Linked DNA regions of Homo sapiens: all the other regions are linked to region 3. A link is a loop called in an ENCODE intact Hi-C map of the cell type or tissue named here. Cell type or tissue: heart right ventricle. All regions are shown on one strand. Region 1 has its middle 160 kb from the start of RAB12. Region 2 overlaps PTPRM (protein tyrosine phosphatase receptor type M). Region 3 holds the start of LOC124904241 (a long non-coding RNA gene).

Region 1 (8,000 bases), 60 kb before region 3:
CCTTTGGTCGCTGCATGCAAATTTCTTTCTTTATGGGAAGCAACTTTCAATCAAATAAAAAAGATATAAACTAAGTAATCAAAGTGAACGTGAGCCCTCTTAGTGGCTGAATCATACCTGGGCACGAGTTCTGTAGGTGTGGATTCCTGCATAAACCAGAATTTCATGCAAATAAAACAATATTGTAACTGATAACTATTTTTATCAAAAAGAGTTTTCCTTGTAGCAAAGTTGTTGTTATTGTTGGTTTTCAAAATTTTCAACACAGTCCAGAGATGGGTGTCTTATTTGTGTTTCAGATATTGTCAGTTTTATGCTTGACAATTATAACGATTTCAATTCATCATAAAATTCTCCCTCACCAAACAGTGGCATTAAGTATAACACAGAATTACAGGAGAGCGTAGTAACACAAGGAAAGGTGAAAGATTTGTCAATCACAGAGTCATTGGAACCACCATCTTTGAAGAGTGTTTAAGTTCTGTGTAGAGGTGTTGGGGTCTTTTATGAAAAGCAGAGGCCTGGCCAGGAAGTCAGGACGACCACTACCCATGTCCTGAGAAGGTGACCCAAATTCACTCACATGAGGGTATGTCCAGAGAGATGTGATCTGCAGAAACCCATGGTGCATGAAAAAAGGAAAGTGTGGCCAAGCTGTAAGAGTGCAGCTCTGCATGGTGGAGTCAACTGCATGCCTGCCTATGACAAGTGGTGGCAGGGATTCTGCAAGGTGCTCCCAGGAGTGAAAGGCCCCAATTTTTCATTTGACATTTGGTCACATTTCACCTGTGTGATATAGAAGTCTCAACTGCAGAAAGACCAAAGGAACTGGGAGACAAGAAATCCCAGAAGGAAATGACCAATCAGAGGTAAGATGCGTTTCCACCTTGGCCAAATTTAATTCCAAGTCCCAGAGTTCTTGTGCGAAAATGACTTTGGACTATTCAGAGACCTGAAGAGGGTCTGAGGAAGCCAGTCAGTCCCACAGTCTCTCTGGACCCTGGAGCAGGGAAGGGAATCTTTTTGGTCCCTACAGAAGGAATAACTGCTCTTTTATTCTGGACATTAGTGTATTATTCTTACAGAAAGTGTGGTTACCAAACACCACAGCCATTTCTGCTCCTTTTCCCTGTGGGAAGCCACTTTGCTCACTGAAGGCAGCCAATACGAATTCTTGCCTTTCCAGGTACTTTTGCAGTGAGGAAGGGCCATGTGACCCAGCTCTGGCCAATGGGATGAAAGGAAAGTCTATGATGGGAATGCTTGGTTTCCTCCTAAGAGGCAGCTTCTTCCTCTCATGCTCCAAACTTGCATGTGTCTGGGGCAGCCACCTTGTGAACACGAGGCAACAAACATGAAATGAAAAGAACCCAAGGATAGCAGAGCCCAGAGATGGAGCCAGCTGAAGGCCTCGGTGACACCCCTGAGCAGTTGAACCCACGCCCAAGCTTCCTGTTTCCAATCTTCTTGTTAATGATAAAAATAAATTCCTCTTTAACCAGCAGTTCATTAGGCTTTCTGTTGTTTTTGGCTAAACACACCTGTCTAATTCACTTACTAACTTTCTTGAAATGCAGACTTTACTTCTTACATGTATATGTGTTTCTCTACACACAGAGAAGTACGTGGAAAGATAGAAATCAAGCCAATAATTTTGGTTATATTGGAAGTATAGGGGGAGATCAAATGTGGAAGAAGGAGATAAAACAGAAAAAGAAAAATTTTCAAAGAAAAATTTTTTTCTATTTTAAAAATTTTTTAAAGAAAAAATTTTTTACATTTAAAAAATTTTTAAAGAAAATTCTTTTAAATTTAAAACATTTTAAAGAAAATTATTTGTAATTTAAAAAATTTTTAGGGAAAAATTCAAGCCAATTAAGAGTAAAATTTAATTAAAAATTTTAAAAGAAAATAACTTTAGAAGATCATAAATAATATATATCTTTCATTGGTAACACTGTTGATATTGATAAATACTTGGAAATAATTGTTTAGCTAAAGAGGTTTCGTATTTGCAAAAAACAAAAGTCTCTGAAGCCACTAACAAATGTTGACGTGTATATGTTGTTAAAGGGATGTTTGTGTGTGTGTGTGATATACGTATGTATGTACATATATTTTATATTTATGTTTTATATAAACAAATGTAGTAGAATCCTATCTTTATGTCTGAGTGCAGGGAAGCAGCTTTGTTGGATGGATGTGTGCCAAAATGATAATAGTGGTCTCTCGGTTGTGGTGTTTTGGGTCATTTCCCCCAATAGCTTGTTTGCCTGAATATTCTAGTTTTTCTGCATTAGCTTGTATTTCTTCTATAATATGGAAAATTAGGAAAAAGTCAAACATGACCTCTAGACCTCTAGAAGAGAGCTTGTTCCTCCAGCAGAATCAGAGCAGCTCAGAAGGGACGGGGAAGGAGCCTGAGGGAAGCTGTGGGTGCTGGAGATGCGGTCTCTGGAACTCGGCCTCACACTGCTGAGCAGAGACGGCCCGTGCAAAGACCCCATCTAGGTACCGACCTGTCAGGCATGATGACAGGATTAATCAGATTTTAAAATTGCCTGATAAAAGTCTATTAGCTCCTTAGAGATATTCAGGATGTAAATTTAAGGTGTTATTATATTATTATGGCTTTCCCATCCTGGCTGGCGCTGAAAAATCAAGACTATTAAATATTATAGGCCTTACGTTCTATTTTTACTATTGAAGTACTGGATAATAAATTTAAATAGGAGAGACTGAAAAGTAAGATGACCTCTTTCCTACCAATTGTAACAGTTGAGAATTCAGCTCTAAACTTTGAAAACTGTGTATCTTTTTTCCAAGGGAGAAAAATGACTTAGAAATTGAGATTCATGTAGAAGGTGGTAAAAACAGCCTGTCTAGGAGCTGATCCTCCTTGGGAAATTTCACTGAATGAAACTTGTTGGTGGCTAGTCTTAGCTGAACTAGAATTTTTTCCCCTGTGTCTTTCCATCAAGTCTAAGTACATATCTGTCTTTTTCGTATCTGTTTCAAACATGATTTTTAAATATTGGAGAAATATTTCTTTCCTTTTAAAGATGCTTGTTTCAAGTGAAAACCTAAAGTTTTTTCCCCCAGCATTTAATGCATAATTTTGTAGGTTAGTCTCATTTGCAGATTTTAGAAAATGCCTTTTTTTCTTCTCCAAGTGTTAAAGCAATTTAGATTAATGGGCCTCGGACTCTTTGATACCCATTTCAAGGCATTTAAAAATCCATAGAAGACGCTACCCTTTCATATGTGGTAAGTAAAAATCTTGGCAGATGAAAGACTCTTTTTTCCTTTTTGTTTTTGCACAAAAGAAAATCCTTGGAGCCACAGAAAAACTGCAGAGGTGAGAGGGAAAATCTTCGTATTGTAGTTTTCTTTCTCCCTGCTTCAGCACCCTACCCCTGGCGGCTGCTTGTAGGAAGTGGGAAAGACCTCGGTGACACCACTGAACAATTGAACCCACACCCAAGCCAGGATGGGGCCGGCTCTGCAGGCAGGGAACAAAGGAAGACAGGCTGGCCCCACGGTGACCCATACTCAACCTCTGCACCTCACGATCACCACTGTAGCTCCCGAAACCAAACATTTACTGAGCATAATATTCCATGTTCTAGTCCACCCATCAGCTCATGGGGACTCTATGAGCACGAATGTTAGGGATGGCTACTAATGAGCAATGCAGGCCCCTGGAGGGTAAGCTGATTCTGAGAACCCTGAGTGGTGCTGACCGCACATGGGGCAGGGCCTCTGTGGCCCTGACTCCTGGGCAGGAGCCCCAAGCTGGGAGCATAGCATGTGGGGTGGAGGTGGGGCTGTCTGTTCCTGTCACTCCTTTTTGACCAAGGCCTCTCAGATACCCCTGATGGCGCGTGTGCTTGGAGGGAAGGAAAGGGAGGCCTTGCTAGGCTGCGGGCATGGCTCCAGCTTGGCGTGCATGTGTGTGTGAGTGTGTCTCTGTGTATGCACTTGGGTCCATTTGTCTTATTTACCAGTTATTGAGGATGGTTATTGAGGGCAAGAAAGAAAAGAGGCAAAGAAGTCACATAGTGTTTTCCCGTACTTGGCCATAGACTCAATCTTTTTCTTTTCTTTGATTGAGACAAATGCCAGGATGTTGGTAAATTTCGTGCCTATATTGGGGGAACATCCCTCAGCCAAACACCCAAGGAGGGCTGTAATGAGCCGTGAGTGGAGGGCTGCTTGCTGGAGAGGGAGGGCTTCTGAAGGGGCCATGTTTACTCCTCCTGGCTTAGGGCCTGGGATGTCCCCCGTTAGTGTCACTGTGGCTGTGACCACACTGATAAGAATTCAGGCATAAAAGTTCACTCTGAGGTTCCTGATATTAACACCACCAAGGACACATTTTATTGCTTTTCTCTCCGAGGACATCACATGTTGAAATATTTTGTTCATCCAATTGCATGTTAGAACTAAAGTCACCTTCCGGGACCTCCAAAAACTGGAAATTAATTATAATCTATTTAATTTTGCTGAAAGGTTTTTGAATTTTAAAACACCAAGTAATTTTTTTCTTTTTATGTTAATCAAAAACATATAAAGAATTCTAGGAAGTTGAAGTAATAGCATCTGGATTAATCTGAATCTCCCAACATATCCTCCAAAAATCAGTAGACAACAACAGGAAGGTCAGACGAGGTGATGTGAAGCCCAACCCTCAGCACATGTAGGAGATGGAGAATTCACAAACTTTAAGCTGCTGGAGAGTGGAGCAATGAACACCAAATCTCAGCAAGCCATTTCCCATGTCCGGGTCTCAAGACAATGGAAAGCAAGGGCGGTATGGGAAAAAGGGAATGGAGGAGAGGAGAGTCCGCCTAGTGGTGGGTCTGAGACTGACCCAAGATTACTGCCCACAGGAGAGGCTCCTACGCCAAAAATACAAAGTGACCTGTCTCCAAGGGCATCACTTCTAGGGCAGAAGCTAAAAGGAAGGAAGATTCTTTGGAAGACAGGGCATAAGTGGGAAGCTTTAGGACTCTGAAGGGCAAGAGAGAAGCAAAAAACATTCGCATAACCCTTCGCCCATGCCCCTCCAAAACAAGCCACCCATTAAAGAAACCACACTTTCCTACGCTGACAGAGAGGGGCCCTTAACTAGTAGTCTTGTAACCCATCCCATAAAATGAATAGGCAGAGCAAACTAAATATATATAAACCTAGTTTAACAACGAGAACCTCTCAGTGCATCAAACTCTTCCTCCCCCAAATGATCACAAAGCAGAAGACAACAGTCACGTTACACTCAAAATTCAGTGAGATCTCATCAAACAAACATTTCAGGATAGAAAATATCATCTTCAATCAGAAATTAAAAAGCTTAAACCAGAAAGACAAAAATAGAAAGAAATAAAGAGAGTTGATTGATCTCAGGAAAGAAAATGAAAAAGACAAAATGATCTCAGGAATAAAAAATACATTCCCAGTTGCACAAGGGATAATAGACAGAAATGAAAATTTAAGAAGAAGCATTGAAGGAAGGCAGGAGAGTAGCTAAAAAATACAAATAAGCTAAAGAAAGAAGAAAAAAGTTCAGAGAGAAAGCAACTGAAATGGAAGAAGCAGACAATATATGTAATTGAAGACCATGAAGAAGAAAAACAAAATGCTGGAACAAAGTTTATATATCAAACTACTACATTGCAAGAAAACCTTTTGGAATTATGAGGAAACTGAAATCTCAATACTGAAGGGGGCCACTGAGTACCTGGATAAACCAAAAATCATCAACTCTGAGACGTATCCCAGTGAAACTATTAGAATTTAAAGATAAAGAAAAAAATCCTGGCAGGGTGCGGTGGCTCAACCTGTAATCCCAGCACTTTGGGAGGCTGAGGCGGGTGGATCACCTGAGGTCAGGAGTTCAAGACCAGCCTGGCCAACATGATGATACCCTGTCTCTACTAAAAATACATAAAACCAGCCGGGCATGGTGGCAGATGCCTGTAATCCCAGCTACTCAGGAGGCTGAGGCAGGAGAATCCCTTGAACCTGGGAGGCAGAGGTTGCAGTGAGTCAAGATCGTACCACTTCACTCCAGCCTGGGCAACAAGAGTGAAAACTCCATCTCAAAATAAAATAAAATAAAATAACCTTCAAGGACAAGAGAATAAGACTGGTATCAGATTTCCCAAAAACAACGTACACGTATGTCAACAACTAAGCAGTATTTTCCAACAGAGTCATGGAAAATATGTACAAAATATTTTATATCAAGTGAAGCTATGCTTAAAGTATGAAGGTTATAGAAAAAGAGTTTTAAACAAACAAAAATATAGAGAATTCTCTGTGAGCCTCTCTTGAGGAATCAACTACAGGATGAACTTCATTCAACCAACATCTGAATGGGAAAACTTCAACAGAAGTATTTATAATAAGCACTTAATAGTCATTTGTAGATCCATGAATAAAAATAATTCAGAACAAGGGTGGAGGAATAGTATTTTATATGTTGTATGTTATATGCCATGTGTCATATATTCTGTGAATAATAAGAAATATGTATCTGTTGATCTTTGCCCCCAGTTCCTGAGACCAAACTCCTACTAAAACCCTTGTAGACAGATGCTGAGATAATCTTTTGTTCTAATATTTGGCTTCGATCTTGGATCCTGACACAGAGCTGCTGAATCATTTGGAATTTCCTGGGCAGTAGGAGCGTCTTTTGTTCCAATGAGGTGACTCTTGGTGGACTCCTGGATTGGGGATCGTCATCAGAAAGGCCACACCGTAATGAGAAGCTTGGAACGTTCACCTCCATCTTTCAACCTCCGGGAAAAGGAGAGGAGCTGGTTATCGAGTTAATTGTTGATCACACCTACATGATGGGTGAAGCCTCCATAAAACACCTGAACTATGGGGTTTAGAGAGCTTCAGGGTTGAACACATCTGTGTGCTGGGAGGGTGGTGCACCCCAACTCCCTGATGACAGGAGCTCCTGCACTCACGACCCTTCCAGACCTCACCCTATTGCGCCTCTTTACCTGAATTTCATCTCTGTCCTTTGTCACATCCTCTATTAATCTCATAAGCTTGTAAATGTGTTTCTCTGAGTTCTGTGAGCCTTCCTAGCAAATTAACCAAACCCAAAGAGTGGGTCATGGGAACCCCAATTTATAGCCAATCAGTAAGACATATAGGTGACAACCTACTACTTGGAATTAGTGTCTGAAATGGGTGCAGTCTTGTGGGTCTGAGCCCTTAACCTGTGCGATCTGACTCTAAATCCAGGTAGGTGGTGTCAGAATGGAGTTGAATCATAGGACACCCAGCCAGTGTCTCTGGAGAATTGCTTAGTGTGTGGGGAATGCACTTCTCACCCCATTTTAGTGACCAGAGCTGTTCTGTGTTGTGTTGGCTGTGTGAGAAAAGAAAAAGTGCTTATTTTTCCGGTAGGGAAATAATGCAACTAAAAGTGGGAGGAGAAGGGAGCAGAAAAGGAAAAAGCAGAACAATATCATTGACTGTGACACCAGCAGTTGGTGGATACCATTAAAAACCAGCAAGCCACAGCAATTGTGGTCAATCTCGTGGATGAGTGTTCAAGAGTACAACAGACACATTTCAGTATAGTATTAAATAATTTATTGAAAACAATTAAAAGCCACGTGGTAAAAGATAAAAATAAACTAACAAGGGACTAGTGGCATTTAAAACGTTGTGAGTACAAATATAACTACTAGAGCACAACTTTTTTTTTTAACAAGTATTTTAAATTCAGGGGTACATGTGCAAGGTTGTTGAATAGGTAAACTTGAGTCATGAGGGTTTGTTGTACAGATGATTTCATCACCCAGGTATTAAGCCTAGTAACCATTAGTTATTTTTCCGGATCCTCTCCCTCCTCCCACCCTCCGCCCTCAGGTAGGGCCCAGTGTCTGTTGTTCCCTTCTATGTGTCCATGTGTTCTCATCATTTAGCTCCCTCTTATAAGTGAAAACGTGCAGTATTTGGTTTTCTGTTTCTGT
Region 2 (8,000 bases), 600 kb after region 3:
TTCCTTGATTTGGTCCTTGCAGAGTCTGCAGAAAGAAATCTCAAGGGCCATCTATGTAGGTAACTTGGTAATAAAATTTAAAAAAATTATTTCACTAGTAAAAGGCTACTTTTATTAATATCTGGGAGGCCAAGGTGGTTGAATTACTTGAGCCCAAGAGTTTGAGAACAACATGGGCAACACAGAAAGACCCCATCTCTACAAAAAACAAAAAAATTAGCCAGGTGTAGTGTTGTGTTGTGTAGTCCCAGCTGCTTGGGAGGCTGAGGTGGTAGGATCCCCAAAGCCTGGGGAGGTGAAGGCTGCAGTAAGCCGTGATCGCACCACTGCACTCCAGCTGGCGACAGAATGAGACCCTATCTCAAAATAAAAAGCAAAAACAAACAAACAAAAAAACACTTTTGTTAATTTAAAATACAATTTTTCAAAAATTATTTTAAAATTTGTGATTGACCTTTTAAAAAATGTATTATGTGTCAGTCATATAATCAATGGATAGCAAGAGTTTGAGAAATGCAGGCCCAAATAACAAGGGGTATGAGCCCGGGGAAGTTAAGCAGATGTTTTCAGAGGGATGATAGACAGGAGAAAACAGGCAAAACCACCCGGCACTGAATAGAGCAAAACATAAGGGAAGAGATCAGAAGAGCCACAGGCTCTTCATGCACCTTCTGGGGTTTTCCTCTGTGGAAAGAGAAGCCAGAATAGTCTTTACATGCCTCTAAAATAAATCACATCTCCCCAGCACAAAGTAAAAACTGAATTAAATGTAGCATACAGACCACTATGAAGAATAATCTACAAAAATTATGATGTCATCTCTAAGTACCTACTGGTACCAACAGCTTTAAATTATGGGTTAGCATTTTGGTTTATTAAGAAGCTCCTTCAGATGTATTAAAAATCCGTTTACTTTTAGTATTGATTTTTTGATAAATATATTATCCAGAGAGGTTATATGCAGTGGTTTCCCTGGAAAAGCTGACATTTATTCAATGATATTTGCTTTACTGAATTAAGTAGCAATATATGCTCATATATCTTTGCTCTATCTGGGAAATTATCAGAGTTAAGGGAAGAGAATATTTTATGAAAATATTAGGGTATGGTTTAATAATATAAAGCTTAGGAAAAAATCTACTTGTGTAAGATCTAGTTGTTATGGATTAATTCTTGACTTTTATATCAAAACATCATAAAGTTAATTCTCAAAACATTATTTTAGTCAATTAATTGGATTTTTAAAGATAGCACTCCTTTATAGAACAAAAAAGTAATCATTATATTCAATTTAAATAATGTTCTCCTGTAATAATTTACCAGGACCATTTTATTAAGTAATAACCTCTAAGGCCAAGTGGGGCAGAAGTTGCCAGCTACTCATCAAATGTCCTTTTCTTCTTCTTCTGTGCATCCAACTAAACCATACTCCCAGCTGCCTTTCTCTCCACTTCCAGACTTAGCCCACAGAAACCTCCACACAGATCCTCCAGGGACTTTTCCTGTGCCATCTGGATGTCCACTTGACATCTAGAATCTTGGAAAATACATGTTGAAGATGCAGAGTCCTTTTCAACCAGGATGTCTATGTGTAACAAGCTCCCAACCCAACCACCTCCAAGCTGGGACCACAATAGACTATAATGTGAATGGGAAATAAAGGTCCACAGTGTTACTGACATTGTGAGATTTATTTGTCACAGCATCTAGTGTTACACCAAGACATACGTTTTTTCTATTATGTAAATTCTTAGCAAAAAACAAAGAGTTTCCTTTTCTTTGGAAAGTTCTTTAATCTGAAAAAAAAAGGGATCTAGACCACAGGGCCTACTGAATTCAGATGTGTCCTATTCTCAGATCTCAGTAAGTCGATAGACATATATGAAATAACCATGTCATTTGCTCTTATAATGGCATAAAAGGTAAGTAAAAATGTCTTACATGAATGTAATTCATTATTTAGCTTGGAAAAGAACACATTTGTAAGATGAGTCTTCAAATAATGAAGAAAGCCTTATAATAAAAAATAAATAAACATGACAAACTACCAGCTCCTTTAAAGAGCATGCCTTTTATCACAATTTGTTTTTTATTGATTCATGTTTGGTGAGTTATTTTGCATATGTGTTTTTTTTTTTAAAACCAACTTTCATTTTCAATTATTAAGAGTTAGCAACCACTCCCATGAGCTACCTCGGAAGGTTACCTTCCTTTTCTTTTTAATTTACTGGGAGAAAGTTTATCAGCTTAGAAAGAACTGGACTTAAGAATTTAAAAACCAGTAATTTTTCCCAGGTGATTAGTAGAAATAGCAATAAAGGCAGGAAATGCAACAAATGGCATGACTTTCTAAAGGGCTTCACACCAATTAATACTTTTGAAAGGTTTTATTGCATTTGTCAAAGATAAGTCTTAGAGAGATCTCCTCTTTAATACTCGTAAAATAGATATAAGTGAATCAGGGAGGAAAGAAAAATAATCACTTGAATCAGAAGACCCTTTCAAAATAAGACTGTTAATAATCCCTTCCTCTTTGTGTCAGTGGGTATGCAGAGCCACAAGCCACAGAGGAGAGGCTCTCTAGCCGCTATGCTGATCCCAGAAAACCGTGACCAAACTTTACCCTGCTGGCTGAAAAAGCATCTGACCTCTGGGATTTACTCTGAATCAAAACATGGGCAGGATGCTGCCTGTGAAAGGCTCACATGGGATTTAAACGTGCTCCCCTGGAGCTCAGAGGATTCTCTCTTCTGTGCTTTGCTGAGAATATGTCTCTAAAGAAAATATTGTTCGTATCTACTGGGGAAGGTCAGTAATGATAATGACCTTATGAGATGCAAAAGTAAGTAAGAACTCTTAAGCAGGCCAACAAGAGGAGGAAAAGAAATGCAAAAGAGCATATTCATTAGCTCATTTGCAAAACCTGACACTGCATCTTAACTAGAAGTCAAGCAAAGTCACCTGGGGCAACAGCAGAGGCCCCAGTGAAGGAGCAAAGAATTCCACGTCTCCATCTGCTGGGGGATTTAAGGAATTACTGAAATTTTAAAGTGTGGCATGGCTTAAAGCTTATCAACAATCTTATTAAAGATAAATTAAATGAGAAAAGAAGCTACTGCCTCATTTCAGGGGTAAGAAAATGTGAATGCTCATACTAATCACAACTACAGACTTTTATTACTTAAAGGTTGCAATGAAACAACACACAACCATTTCTCTTTTCAGTGCCAGGGTAACCGTATATGAACAAAATATAGGCATTTTATGAAGATAAGCGGTCTCTCAGCGAAGGCAACCCTTCCCTGCACAAGCACAACTATACTTGAGAAAGGAGAATGATATGTATTCAGCTTCCTAAAGATGCCAGCCAGAGCAAATGGGCAGATAGCGACTTCTGGCTGTCTTGATTACATCTATCAAATCTTAGCGTTTTCAGCCTGCTAGGGACTCCAGATAACAAGCCCTTTCTTAAGTGAGTCCCAGGCTTCAAAAACCACCATAATGGGTAGCCAATTAGTAGAGGAAATTAATCTTCAGCAAGTCTATGCCACTTCATGAATTTAATTTTCTTTTCTTCCATTCAGTGCATTATTCTAATGCTTGATTTTTCTGTCAAGTAAAGCATTGATCAACTTTGCTAACCTCAGAAATCTGTGACCTCAGAAACCTTGTACATAGATCCTCCAAGACAATATTAATAATAATCATCATCATCATCATTTAAAGACAGGGTCTCACTCCATCACCCAGGCTGGAGTGCAGTGGCACAATCACGGCTTGCTGCAGCCTCAACCTCCTTGGCTCAAGCAATCCTCCTGCCTCAGCCTCCCAAGCAGCTGGAACTACAGACATGTGCCAACATGCCTGACTAATTTTGTATTTTTATTTTTGTAGAGACAGGTCTTGCTATGTTGCCCAGACAGGTACTGAACTTCTGGGCTCAAGCAATCCTCCTGCCTTGGCTTTCCAAAATGCTGGGATTACAGGTGTGAGCCACTGTGCCCAGCCCAAGATATTCTTTATCTGGTAGGATACAATAACAGCTATTCCACAGTACATACTTCATAAGTATTTACTGAAAAAAAAGGAGAACCAAAAAGCTAGGGAGGTCACCCACTTAGGTCTCCTTCCTGAAGCTTAAATATTAACTATCTATAACAGCTGGACAAATCTATAAAGATCATCAGATTCCCTTGGTAACCTTTCCCATGGCTATATTAACAAAAAGCTCAGAAAATGTTTGTCTATGATGCCTTTCAAATATTAGCAAATTCTGTTAGGACTCATTTCTTAGGAAATAAATATGTTGCCTTACAGAATTGGGCTATTGATAGGCATGTGACTATTCACCTATGGGATTTGCTATCCATGCACATGAAATTTCCATTAAGCACAATTTTCAAGTCTTTCAAAACATGTTTAGCCACCTTTGTATCATTTTGTCACTACACACTTCATAAAAGGGGTTGGAATTATTTCATCATTACAATATATATGACAATTTCACCGTTAAAACTCCCAGAAGCAGCACTACTGATGGAACTTAGATAAGCTCACTCATATATGTTTTAATATTTCACTTTCTCCAACCCTCTACCATCCAGAAAGCCTACACCTAATTCTAAGTATATGAATACTACTCATACTTTCATATTTTTCCAAAGCAAAATATTTCATAATCTCAACCTTCATAGAATTAATATTTACAGTTATGTGGCTTCATACAATATAATTTTATGTGCATTATTTCATTTGATAGCCTAGTAAAATAGGCATTTATTAGTATAAAGAGGGACTACTTCTCAAAAACAGGAATGAATTATTTATATTGACTTTATTCAAAAAGAAAAAGAAAACCCTAACACTCAGGGATAGTCTTTTGCAATGCTTCCAAAATCTTTTTCCCTTCTTTCTTTTCCTTCTCAACTTCTCTGAGCCTGTAACTGTAACTTATCGAGGTATGCTCATCACTTAGCATGGCCTAGGTCAGTCGTTTTCAAAGTATCTGCCAGAGACCCCTGAAATCCCTGAGACCCTTTCAGGGAGGCCACAAGGTCAAAACTATTTTCATGATCATAAGAAGACATTATTTGACTTTATTATTCTCAGTTCACGCTCAACTCTCACAGGTCTACACCACTGCTCTCATGCCCAATGGAAGAGATGTTTATGGACTCTTGTGTTTTCAAACTTTCTCAGTTTTAATTTCTAATTCAGAAAATAGAAGTAGATATTACCCACTTGAACAAAAGCTCTGCGGATTTTTCAAAACATTTACAGAGTATAAAGGAGTCCTAAGACCAAAGAGTTAGAGAACCATTCAACAACTCCAAAATCTCAGTGGCATATACAACACAGCTTATTTCTCATTCAGGCACACACCCACTGCAGTCATCTGAGTGTGTGTGAATGTGTGAGGGGCAAGGGAAGGCATTTCTACATCTTCCTCACTCAGGCATCTGGGCTAAAAGCGTCTCAATGCTGCCACAGTCACCATGACAGGAAGAAGGGGAGAGAACACCTTGACTCTCATCCTGGTTCTAGCAGCTTCTGCCTGAAAATAGCACATGTCACTTTCACTCACACTCACCAGCCAAAGCATGTGCAGTAACATCTAAGTCAAATGCAACAGAGATGCCCAATGTTCCCATGTTTCTAGCAGGTGAAAGCTGGAAGCAGTCATTCAACAACGCTGACAACCACAGGGGCTATCTCTTATGACAGTTCATCTCTTCCCAGCATTTTTTCCAGAACTTAATCATCCTCCTGACTCTTCATGGGGTCTAACACCAAACACATTTCAGGCAACATGGGGAGAGATACTATTTAAATATGACACATGCAAGATCACTTATGTAAATTGGGTTTTCTCAAAACCATTGAGAAATATCAAGTGTGGAGAAAATACATTATGGTGAATGCTTCCCAAAGCTAGTATATAATGCTATTGTATCAAGTGGGCCCTCTAAAAGTCTTTGTTTGACTGATGTATAAAACCAATTATTTGTAATAATTTGTGCCATCAACAAATGTCCAACACCTTTTTATAAGAGCAAGACTCAGATCAATTCAAATAAATTAACATTTCTGTCTGAACTGACTCATCCAGCCCAAGTAACAAATTCACATGTCAGTGGTGGGTTGACCCAATGACCCATCTGCTAAAAAATACAAACTGTATCATTTTGTTTTCCAAATAACAAGCATTGATTGCAGTGTTAGAAAGGTCACTTGTCATCAGTTCAGTGGTTGACCTACTGGCAAATTGCAGCCTGTCACTCCACAGTAAGCCAGGACAATCAGGAACTAAGGGATGTTTTGTTTACAGAGTACAATTAGGGAGGTGACACCATTTTCACAAGGTGTGTAATAGGATGCGTCTTCAACAGAGAAAAAAGATGTGTCATGAGAAGGCATATGATGGTTTTCATAATTTCCCAAGATGACTACCAGAAACCTCATTTATTTATACTTACTTTGAAAAGCACTGGATCAAACCTAGTCTGCACCTTCAAGTTTTATGCCAAGGATTTCAATTTTTTATGCATTTTCTATGGGTAACAGAATAAATATAAAAGATACCTCTTTCAAGGAAAGATACAAAGCAAGGAAATATACAATTAAGAAACAACCACATATTAGAGGACTCAAAGCATACAAATAAGGACTGGTCATTTGAAAAACAAATTTCCAGTGACACCCTCTCTAAAAGTGCCACTATATTAATATGCTACCCCACATATCCAATTAGACACTTACTAATGCTGCATAATCAGTTGTTTCAATTTGTCCACCCACCAGACAGAGGCATTACAATTGTCCGGCAGACAATTAATTAAATAGCTATATTTATTTCTCTTTCGACCACTTAAGCTTTTACATATTGCTTTAAGATATAATTCATCACAATCTCCTAGAATAAAGTATCAGTTAACTATGCATTAAAGTCCACTTATTTAAAATAATGATCTGCACAATCATCTAGTGGAGTCTGCCAAGAAATTCTGTATGATTTTTTCTGTATTCAGTCCCATATTATGGATAGGATACAAATGAATGCAAGCATGTATCCAAAAATAAAATGTAATAATTCCTTATGCATTTTCCAACAAAGTTAACCACCAAAATATCTACCAATAGGATAAGAATCTTTATATTTGAGACACCCACTGAGGCATAAAACCATGTGAAGCATTTGTCCTATTTAAGAAAGTCCTAAAATTACACACTTTAAGTTAGTGGCTCCAAATCGGTATTACATAAGTCCATCAGCTCTACTAAACCTCTCCAGTAATGACCAATGATCATCACGATATGCTCAGAAAGTGCAGACGTGGCTCAACCTGGGTTTTGTAAATAAACACTTTCAATGCAATTTGATGGAATAGCATTTTGCCTAAAATGTACCAATGGAGAAAAACTGTGTTGGCATGACACGAAGTCGGTGTACCTCAATTAATGTCTCTTGTAGCCCCACATTTATACTGCAAATTTTGCTTAGCTTCAAAAGTACAGAAAAATTAAGTAATAAACGCACACTTCCCTTAGACTCAACATTTGTTAACATCTTACCATATCTGCACACATGCGCGCTCTCTCTCTCTCTCAACATACACACACACTTTTTTCTGCAAAGATATCCTAACACTTATATCTTTTAACACTTCAGCATGAATCTCCTAAGAACGAGGGTATTCTCCAACATATTCATATGCTTTTTGGTACTCATTTACTAACCAAATTTCCTTATTACATCTTTTCTGGAGACACTCTTATCAGAAATTTTGAATTTTCCTCTACACATACTCAGTTAAATATTTTCTTTTCTTCTCACTTTGCCAGAAATCAACACTCAAATCACCCTCTTCCTTCATATCCTTCACCAGCTCATCGCCTATGTCTGGACCTCTTCCTCTTCCCATTCCATGTACTTGGCAGTCCCTAGAACTACATGCAGTTTCCCAGGCAGCCTTGTGAACACCTGTGCTCCCTTCCCACCC
Region 3 (8,000 bases):
GAGCTGGAGACAAAGTCTCCGTGTGAAGAACAAAGAGAGGAAGAGGGAGAACAAGAAAGAAGAAAAAAGCCCTACAAGCAAAGTGATTACATTGTGATTTTGAAAATGAGTCTCTTCCTCTACGCATCAGTTTCCCTGCAAATCTGGGAGCTGGAGTGGATTCTAATGCTAATGGGGTGTCTCATGGAACAGCTCAGAGGGGGTGTCCTACCAGGAGGTCGACCATGTTGGGCTTGTTGTTCCTCAGTGTCTTCACAGCGTGAAAGACATCCACGGTTCTCTGGTGCCGGAGCATCTCACATACGATGCTGATGGCGCAGAACGTCCCACTGCGGCCTCCCCCGTTCCTGTCGTGAAAAAGATCAGATGACTGCACTCGGTCTGTCTTTACACTGCATCTTGCAAACACCTGTGGAAACAAGCTGTCTAAACCCTGGGGAACAGTAACAACAAAGGGCTCTGAGGCCGGGGGACCTCTTACCTGGGCAGATTCTTTTAATTAAAGCAAACAGAGCAAGCCATCCGCAGTGTTTGGCCACAGGTCACCTGACTGCAGAGCCTTTCCCAGCTCACCTCAGCCCTGGTCACATTCTCTGATACAGCAATTCATCGATAAGGGCCCATGGTAGAAAATTTTCAATGAACCTTATTTAGGTTCTGCCAGGAAAATTGCTGTGACAAGTACGGGTTACGTTCAAAGACGTATCTGGCCTTTAAAAACATCCATTAGCAGCTGGGCGCAGTGACTCACACCTGTAATCCCAGCACTTTGGGAGGCCAAGGTGGGTGGATCACGAGGTCAGGAGATCGAGACCTTCCTGGCTAAACACGGTGAAACCCCATCGCTACTAAAAAATACAAAAAAAATTAGCCGGGCGTGGTGGCGGGTGCTTGTAGTCCCAGCTACTCGGGAGGCTGAGGCAGGAGAATGGCGTGAACCCGGGAGGTGGAGCTTGCAGTGAGCCGAGATTGTGCTACTGCACTCCAGCCTGGGCAACAGAGCGAGACTCCCTCTCAAACAACAACAACAACAACAACAACAAATCCATTGGCATTTCATTATTTATCTATAAAACATAGAGGCTCTTTTTAAAGAAAACTTTTTACTATGAACCCATGTTAGATGTGCAGAAATGTAAAAATAGCATAGAGAATGCATATCCAACTTCCCTGATATGAACACCTTACTTGCCCACAGCGCATTATGCAAACCAAGAACGTGATGCTGGGACAATACTATTAACTAAACCACAGACTGTAGTCACATCTTACTAGTTCCTCCACGAATGTCCTTTTTCTGGTCCAGGATCCAGTCGTGCATGTAGTTGTCCTGTCTCCTTAGTTTCCTTCAGTCTTTCCTTGTATTTCCTGACCTTGACACTTTTGAAGAGCACTGATCAGTGATTTGTAGAATATAAAGAATGTAGAACACAGAAGTAGAAAGTAGCTGTCGTCCCCAGCCGCAATCTGAGAAGTCATCACAAACTATAACATGTAGACCATCCCTTCATTTGGGTTTGTCTGATGTCTTCTCATGACTGGAAACAAGGCCGTGCATTTCGGTAAGAAAACCAGAGAGGGGATGTTCCCTCCTCCCAGGGGTTCAGGATGTCCATCTGTCTTATTACTGGTGATGTTAACTTGCTCACTTGTTAAGATGGTGTCTGCCAGATTTTCTCACCATAAAGTTATCATCTTTCTCTTTGCAGTCAATAAATATCTGGGAGGAAGATATTTTGGGACTACGCAAATATTTTGTTTCTCGCCCACTGATTTGAGCATCCGTTGGTGGATCTTGTCTGCAACAATTAATTATCACTGTGGTGTTTGCCTAATGGTGATTTCCTGTTTCCCTCTCTTTCAACATTCTACACTAAGAAAGAGCTGTCTCTTCTTCCCTATTATTGTTTATTTATTTTATGATTTGTTTATTTCAGTGTGAGCTTATACATAATAATTTTATTCTATCAGCTAAAATCCAAGGGTACTAATATTGATTTTGTTCACATTGTTCCAGCTTTGGCCAGTGGGAGCTCCGTCAGGCTGGCTCTTTTGTTCTTTTCTGACAAGTCCCCAGCCTGTTTTATTTCTTTACTCTCTGCAACCACATAATGGTCCAGGCTCATCCCGCACTATCCCTGCATCAACTCTGCAGTCACTCTCTCCTCAAGGAGATAAGGGACCTTTTTTTTTTTTGAGATGGAGTCTCACTCTGTCACCCAGGCTGGAGTGCAGTGGCGCGATCTTGGCTCACTGCAAGCTCTGCCTCCTGGGTTCACGCCATTCTCCTGCCTCAGCCTCCCGAGTAGCTGGGACTACAGGCACCTGCCACCATGCCCGGCTAATTTTTTTGTATTTTTTTAGTAGAGATGGGGTTTCACCGTGTTAGCCAGGATAGTCTCAATCTCCTGACCTAGTGATCTGCCCGCCCCGGCCTCCCAAAGTGCTGGGATTACAGGTGTGAGCCACCGCGCCCGGCCATGGGACCTTTTTATTTTTAAACACAGTACACAGTATAACTATCATACCTAAAATAATAACATTACTGTTTTAAAATTATCAAATTTCTAGTCAGTGTTCCAGTTTCCCAGATTGTTTCTTACAGCTGCTTTTTTAAAAAATCCACTCTCAGATTGTTTCTTACAGATGCTTTTTAAAAAATCCACATCTAGGCAAAGTCCACAGATTGGATTTGGTTGGTATGTCTTGCAAATTTATTTTACTCTGTGAGTTCCTCTTTGCTCTCTCTTTTTTCTTGAGAATTTATTTGTTGAGGAAACAAGTTCATCTGTGTCCTGTAGAGAGTCCCACATCCTAGATTTTTCTCATTCATCACATCTCTGTGATATTATTTAATATGCTGCTTTCTAACTCTGTATTTCCTGTAAATCGGTAGGTAGTTCCAGGGCTTGGTAAGAATTCAAGATTGATTTATTTATACAAGGATACTTAAAGTATACTTTCATTAGGAAGCAAGCCAAAAATATCTGGTTGTCCCTTGTTTTATGGTTTTAAGAGAGATCATCGTGTTCGGATATCAGCTTGATCAGCCCATTATGAAATTCTGAATCAGTTTTTTAACTAAAGTATAATATACCTACAATAAAGACCGTAAGTAGACAGCTCAGTCAATTTTTACCAATGCATACACCATGTAACCACCATTCAGATCAAGATACAAACCACGTTCAGTCCCCAAGAGGCTCCCTCACGTTCCTTCCTCAACAATACCATCAGTATCACCAAAGAGAATCCATTCTTAAGCCTAGCATCATCAATTGTTTTTGCCTGTTTTTCAGCTTTGTGTAAATGAACCATACACTATGTCTTCTTCTGAGACTGGCTTATTTCACTCTGTGTTGTCTGTGTGAGAATCACCCACGGTGTTATATTGGTAGTTTATTGTTTTATATTGCTAAGAAGAATTCCACTGAATGAATACCCACTGTACAATTTATCCAACAGCTGATGAATGTTTGGGCTGTTTCCAGTTTTTAAATATTATGAGTAAACCTGTGATAAGCTTATCTTTTGGTAGATGATTCATTTCTGCAGTCATTTCTCTAAGAACAGAAGAGCTCAGCCTCAGACTGCGTATATGTTTAGCTTTGGTAAATGCTGTCAGTTTCCAAATGGTTGTACAGTATTTACTTCCTTCCTACAGTGTATAAGAGTTCCAGTTACTCCACAGCTTCACTAACACTTGGGATTATCATTTATTTGTCTGTCTTTAAAATTTCAGCCATTCTGGTGAGTACACAGTGGCATGTGATCCTGGTTTCAATGTGGATTTGCCTAAAAATGAATAATATTGAGTAACTTTTCTATGCTCATTGGCTATTCGGGACATCTTTATTATTATTATTATTATTATTATTATTATTATTTTCTTTTTGAGACAGAGTCTTGCTCTGTCGCCCAGGCTAGAGTGCAGTGGCACGATCTTGACTCACTGCAAGCTCCGCCTCCCGGGTTCACGTCATTTTCCTGCCTCAGCCTCCCAAGTAGCTGGGACTACAGGCACCTGCCACTGCGCCCGGCTAATTTTTTGTAGTTTCAGTAGAGACGGGGTTTCACCGTGTTAGCCAGGATGGTCTCGATCTCCTGATCTCGTGATCCACCCGCCTCAGCCTCCCAAAGTGCTGGGATTATAGGCGTGAGCCACTGCGCTGGGCTGGGACATCTTTTGTCTTCAGTGAAGTACCTGTCAAGTTTTTTGCCCATTTAATAAATTGAGTTGTCTATCATTTTCCTACTGGCTTGCAGTACAGCAGTTCTTCGACATTGTGGCCGAGTCCTTTGTCAGACACATGTATTATAAAAGTCTCCTCCCACTGCCTTGCTTCTTCACCCTCTTATTGCCATCTTTTGATGAAGAGAAGGGCTCAATTTTAATGAAAGTCCACGTTGTCAATATTTCTTTTAAGGCTATTGTTCTGTGTCCTGTTTAACAAATCTACCCGCGGTCGTGAAGATATTCTCCTATGTTTTCTTCTAGAAGCTTTGTTATTTTACTTTCCCCTTTTGGTCTACCATCTATCTAGAAGGGATTCTGTACATGGAGTGAGGGAGACCAACGTGTCCAGGCAGTCTTCCCCACCCACTGCAGTGCTGCGTTGCAATGGCATCTTTGTTGTAAGTCAGATGACGCTGAGGTACGGATCTGTCCCTGGACTGTCTCTTCTGCTAATTAGAAGATTAGCTGTTTTCTATCCTTGCCTTACCATTACACCGCTTTTCCTATCAGCTTTGCACCTAATACTTTCGGCAGCTGTTGAAGACCACTGTCTAATCTATTATTTTCATCAAGAGTTGCAAAGTGGTGAAATCTTAATTCTATCCATTTAATCTAGCTTTATTAGCTGGGAGACACATATAAAGAAAAACACTCTCTATTTGCCTACCTTGAATATCTGTGGCTCAAGGAACCATTCACTTCAAAGCACCGGCAGGTCTTGTCTCAGCCGGGAACTCTCCACCCACAGCCGTTAGGTGGCGCTACACTATGCTGAATGCCATGCTCTTACCTCCAAGAGGAAGACTGGAGTGGTTTGATTCTTTCCTGGCCAGTACTGGGGGATGCCAATGTAAACTAACTTTGTTTCTTATAGCTAAAAAAAGCCTTAGATTTAGATATATAAATGTAAACAAAAATAAACATTCTCACCAGGCCTAGGTCTCATGCCCACCTTGATGCTAAGAGAGCAAGAGACAGCCCCACATGAACAGAGGCGGGGCTTTAGGGAGGGGGGAGTATTCCAAAGAATAATCAAGGTTCTCTCAGTGGAAAATGGGAAGAGATGCTGCACAGGCAGGAGAGAAGAAACAACGGATGCCTCCCACCGTCCACTGTGAAGAACGGCTGATTGCTTTAGGTTTTACATGGAACAGCAATGTCACTGGTTAGTTCTGTGGTCACAGCTGCCTCTGGGAAGTGTGTTGTTGACAAGGTGCAGTGATTTAAGAAGTCTTTATGTCTTCTTGTTAGGCCTGTCCTGGTGCCTCAACTTCTTCGAGTCACTAGTAACTTAGTCCTGTGGGTTAAAGCACTGACCCTTTTTAGAAAGCTGCTAATCCCGGGGGGAGCGATGCATTATACATCTAGCTCCAGACGCTGGGGGTCTCCAGATGCAGGCAGGGGTAACTGCAACCTATTTTTAGTATTTTAGAAAAATCTGATATATCTAATACAAACGAACTACAATGTTAATATTCTTTGCTGGGATTGTATCATCTCAGCGTGAGCCTCTTGTTCTGATCAGAGGTTGGATCTGGATTGAAGAGAAATAAAAATAGGGATGTGGACTGCTAATGAATTCTTTTTGTCATTTTCTTGATAGAGATTTTTTTTTTCTTTTCTTTGAGATGGAGTCTCGCTCTGTCCCCCAGGCTGGAGTGCAGTGGCGCCATCTCGGCTCACTGCAAGCTCCGCCTCCCGGGTTCACGCCATTCTCCTGCCTCAGTCTCCCGAGTAGCTGGGACTACAGGTGCCCACCACCATGCCTGGCTAATTTTTTGTGTTTTTAGTAGAGACGGGGTTTCAACGTGTTAGCCAGGAGGGTCTTGATCTCCTGACCTCGTGATCCACCTGCCTTGGTCTCCCAAAGTGCTGGGATTACAGGCGTGAGCCACTGCGCCTGGCCAACAGAGATTTTTTAATGCACTGGGTCCATGAGAAGAAAGGGGGGATGACAGCAACTAGAGAAAGGTGAGGTTAATAAACTGCTTTTTAGAGGACAAAAGATTGGAACTTCTGGTTGAAGACAACTGTGGGTAGGTTCTTAAGGCTCCTTCCAAAGGAATATCAGTTTCCTGCAGGATGAGACACTATCGTGTTTTGATCGTTGAGAGGCAGGCAGAGTCCTGGGCTTCCAGGGAGACTTTGCAGGCCCGGGGTAGGAGGTGGCATTGCATCAGACAAGGGCACTGACTGGAGAGTAACCCACGCCCTGAGCCAGGTCTGCAACTTTAACTAGGCTTGATCTACCCGGAGTGAAACTTTATTTTGCCTTCAATTTAAGAGAGATCTCATTGTGTACTTCTAATGATACTTCACTGAAAAGTGACATTCGCTTATCCTTTAAATTTCCCCAAATTCTCTAAACATCTTCCTTATCTGCCGTGACTTTCTAATTGCCTGTTCTATTAAGCCGATTGCAGCTGGTTGATTAGCTACATATCACTGCCAATGAGAAAATGCAGGTGAAAGTGCTTTGAGAAACATGGCATTCTCCATTCAGTGGCTCTCAACCTTATTATCTCAACACATTGAAATCACCTAGGCATTTAAAAAAAACACCCATGTCTGGGCCCCACTCCCAGAGATTTTGATTTAATTGGTTGGGGTGTGGCCTAGGTGTGGGCTTTTTTTTTTTTTCATGTAAAGCTCCCCAAATAATTCTCAATGTGCAGGTAAGGCTGCGGGCTATGTGTAGCAGGGGTGCCCATATTTAGCACCTGCAAAACCTGCTGGCCTGGAAGCCTCATTCTGGGGACACTGGCTGTAACCAAATGCTCCCAATATACACATTCTCCCAAAAAGCATGCACGCGCGCGCACACACACGCACACACGCACACACACACACTCCAGGTCCTTTGAGACCTGACATGATTTCCAATTGAATAATCAAGTAATGTGGTGGTAAACTGGCCTTTGGCTGGTGGGAAGGAGCCCTGAGTTGTAGCATTTGTTGATTTCCATGATGTAAATCCTTCTACCATGGATGAATTCAAGTTACCAACAGTTGAAGACCCAGCTCAGAAAATTCCTGAAAACTTAACAATTGGCTCTCAAGAGCCAGTGTTTTTTTTTTTTTCCTCTTGGCAGTGGGCGGCGGAGGCAGGGGTCCTAATGAAACGGTCAGTGCTTGCTTGTGCGGCAGCGGCACACCATCCAAATGCAGAATGTGCATATCCTGTTTCCTGAAAAGCCAACCAATCCCTCACTGAGTGTCATGATCACCCCTTCACCTAGACCTACTTATTTCTTCTCCATTTCTAGTGAAACAAAAGTCAGAGAACTAGGAGGTGAGAGTGAGTGTGGGGCCTCGCTGTTCTGAAATGAAGAGCTCTGTCAAGCACTTACAAGCAGTGCACAACCGTGCGGCCTTCCCCGCCATTGTACTCCTCTTGCCACTTGTCCACCTGGCGAATGAGCTTCAAGAAGGAGCGCTTAGACACTGGTGTGTCCCTGTACATCGGCCAGCCCAGGAACTGGAATTGCTGCACCATCCGATATCCATCTTGGGGCTACGAAGAACAAGGCAACAATCGGGGAGTGGAAAGAAAACAGGCATTATTTACTGAATTCCAGTGGGCTGATTCCACTTACTTGATCTTCCCATTATTAAAGGCGAGTCCTGCCTACAAATTACCAACGTGGCTTCTGCTGGCCTGAAGAGTTATGGTTTTTAATCTCGAGCAGTTAAAAACAACCAGGGGTTTTAAATGACAGGCCAGACAAATGACAGGCCAGTGAGGCAGAATGCTTCCCATTCT

The links. Peaks named below come from ENCODE experiments on the same cell type or tissue, not always from the same donor. Only the 100,000 strongest peaks of a DNase experiment are listed, where the experiment ranks them.
Region 1: a loop joins it to region 3, with 1.9 times the contacts of the local background. A loop is called at or near these places in 4 of 110 quality-filtered maps.
Region 2: a loop joins it to region 3, with 3 times the contacts of the local background. A loop is called at or near these places in 20 of 110 quality-filtered maps.

The regions. Positions count from the first base shown.
Region 1 is chr18:8,446,963-8,454,962 of GRCh38, reverse strand. No RefSeq gene overlaps it. Among named protein-coding and RNA genes, the nearest start is that of RAB12, 160 kb to the left of the region's middle. In heart right ventricle, CTCF peaks have their summits at 3,411 and 4,853; no DNase peak of the experiment used is centred here; H3K27ac peaks cover 5,072 bases.
Region 2 is chr18:7,785,048-7,793,047 of GRCh38, reverse strand. The region is part of intron 2 of PTPRM (protein tyrosine phosphatase receptor type M); the gene reads right to left. Among named protein-coding and RNA genes, the nearest start is that of PTPRM, 220 kb to the right of the region's middle. In heart right ventricle, a CTCF peak has its summit at 3,005 (motif pointing left); no DNase peak of the experiment used is centred here; H3K27ac peaks cover 1,524 bases.
Region 3 is chr18:8,386,823-8,394,822 of GRCh38, reverse strand. It overlaps PTPRM (protein tyrosine phosphatase receptor type M), which reads right to left. Exons shown (of 33, transcript NM_001105244.2): 31 at 7,588-7,751; 32 at 212-347. It overlaps LOC124904241 (a long non-coding RNA gene), which reads right to left and starts at 199. Exons shown (of 2, transcript XR_007066275.1): 1 at 1-199. In heart right ventricle, a CTCF peak has its summit at 4,988 (motif pointing right); DNase peaks (open chromatin) are centred at 4,992 and 7,612; H3K27ac peaks cover 824 bases.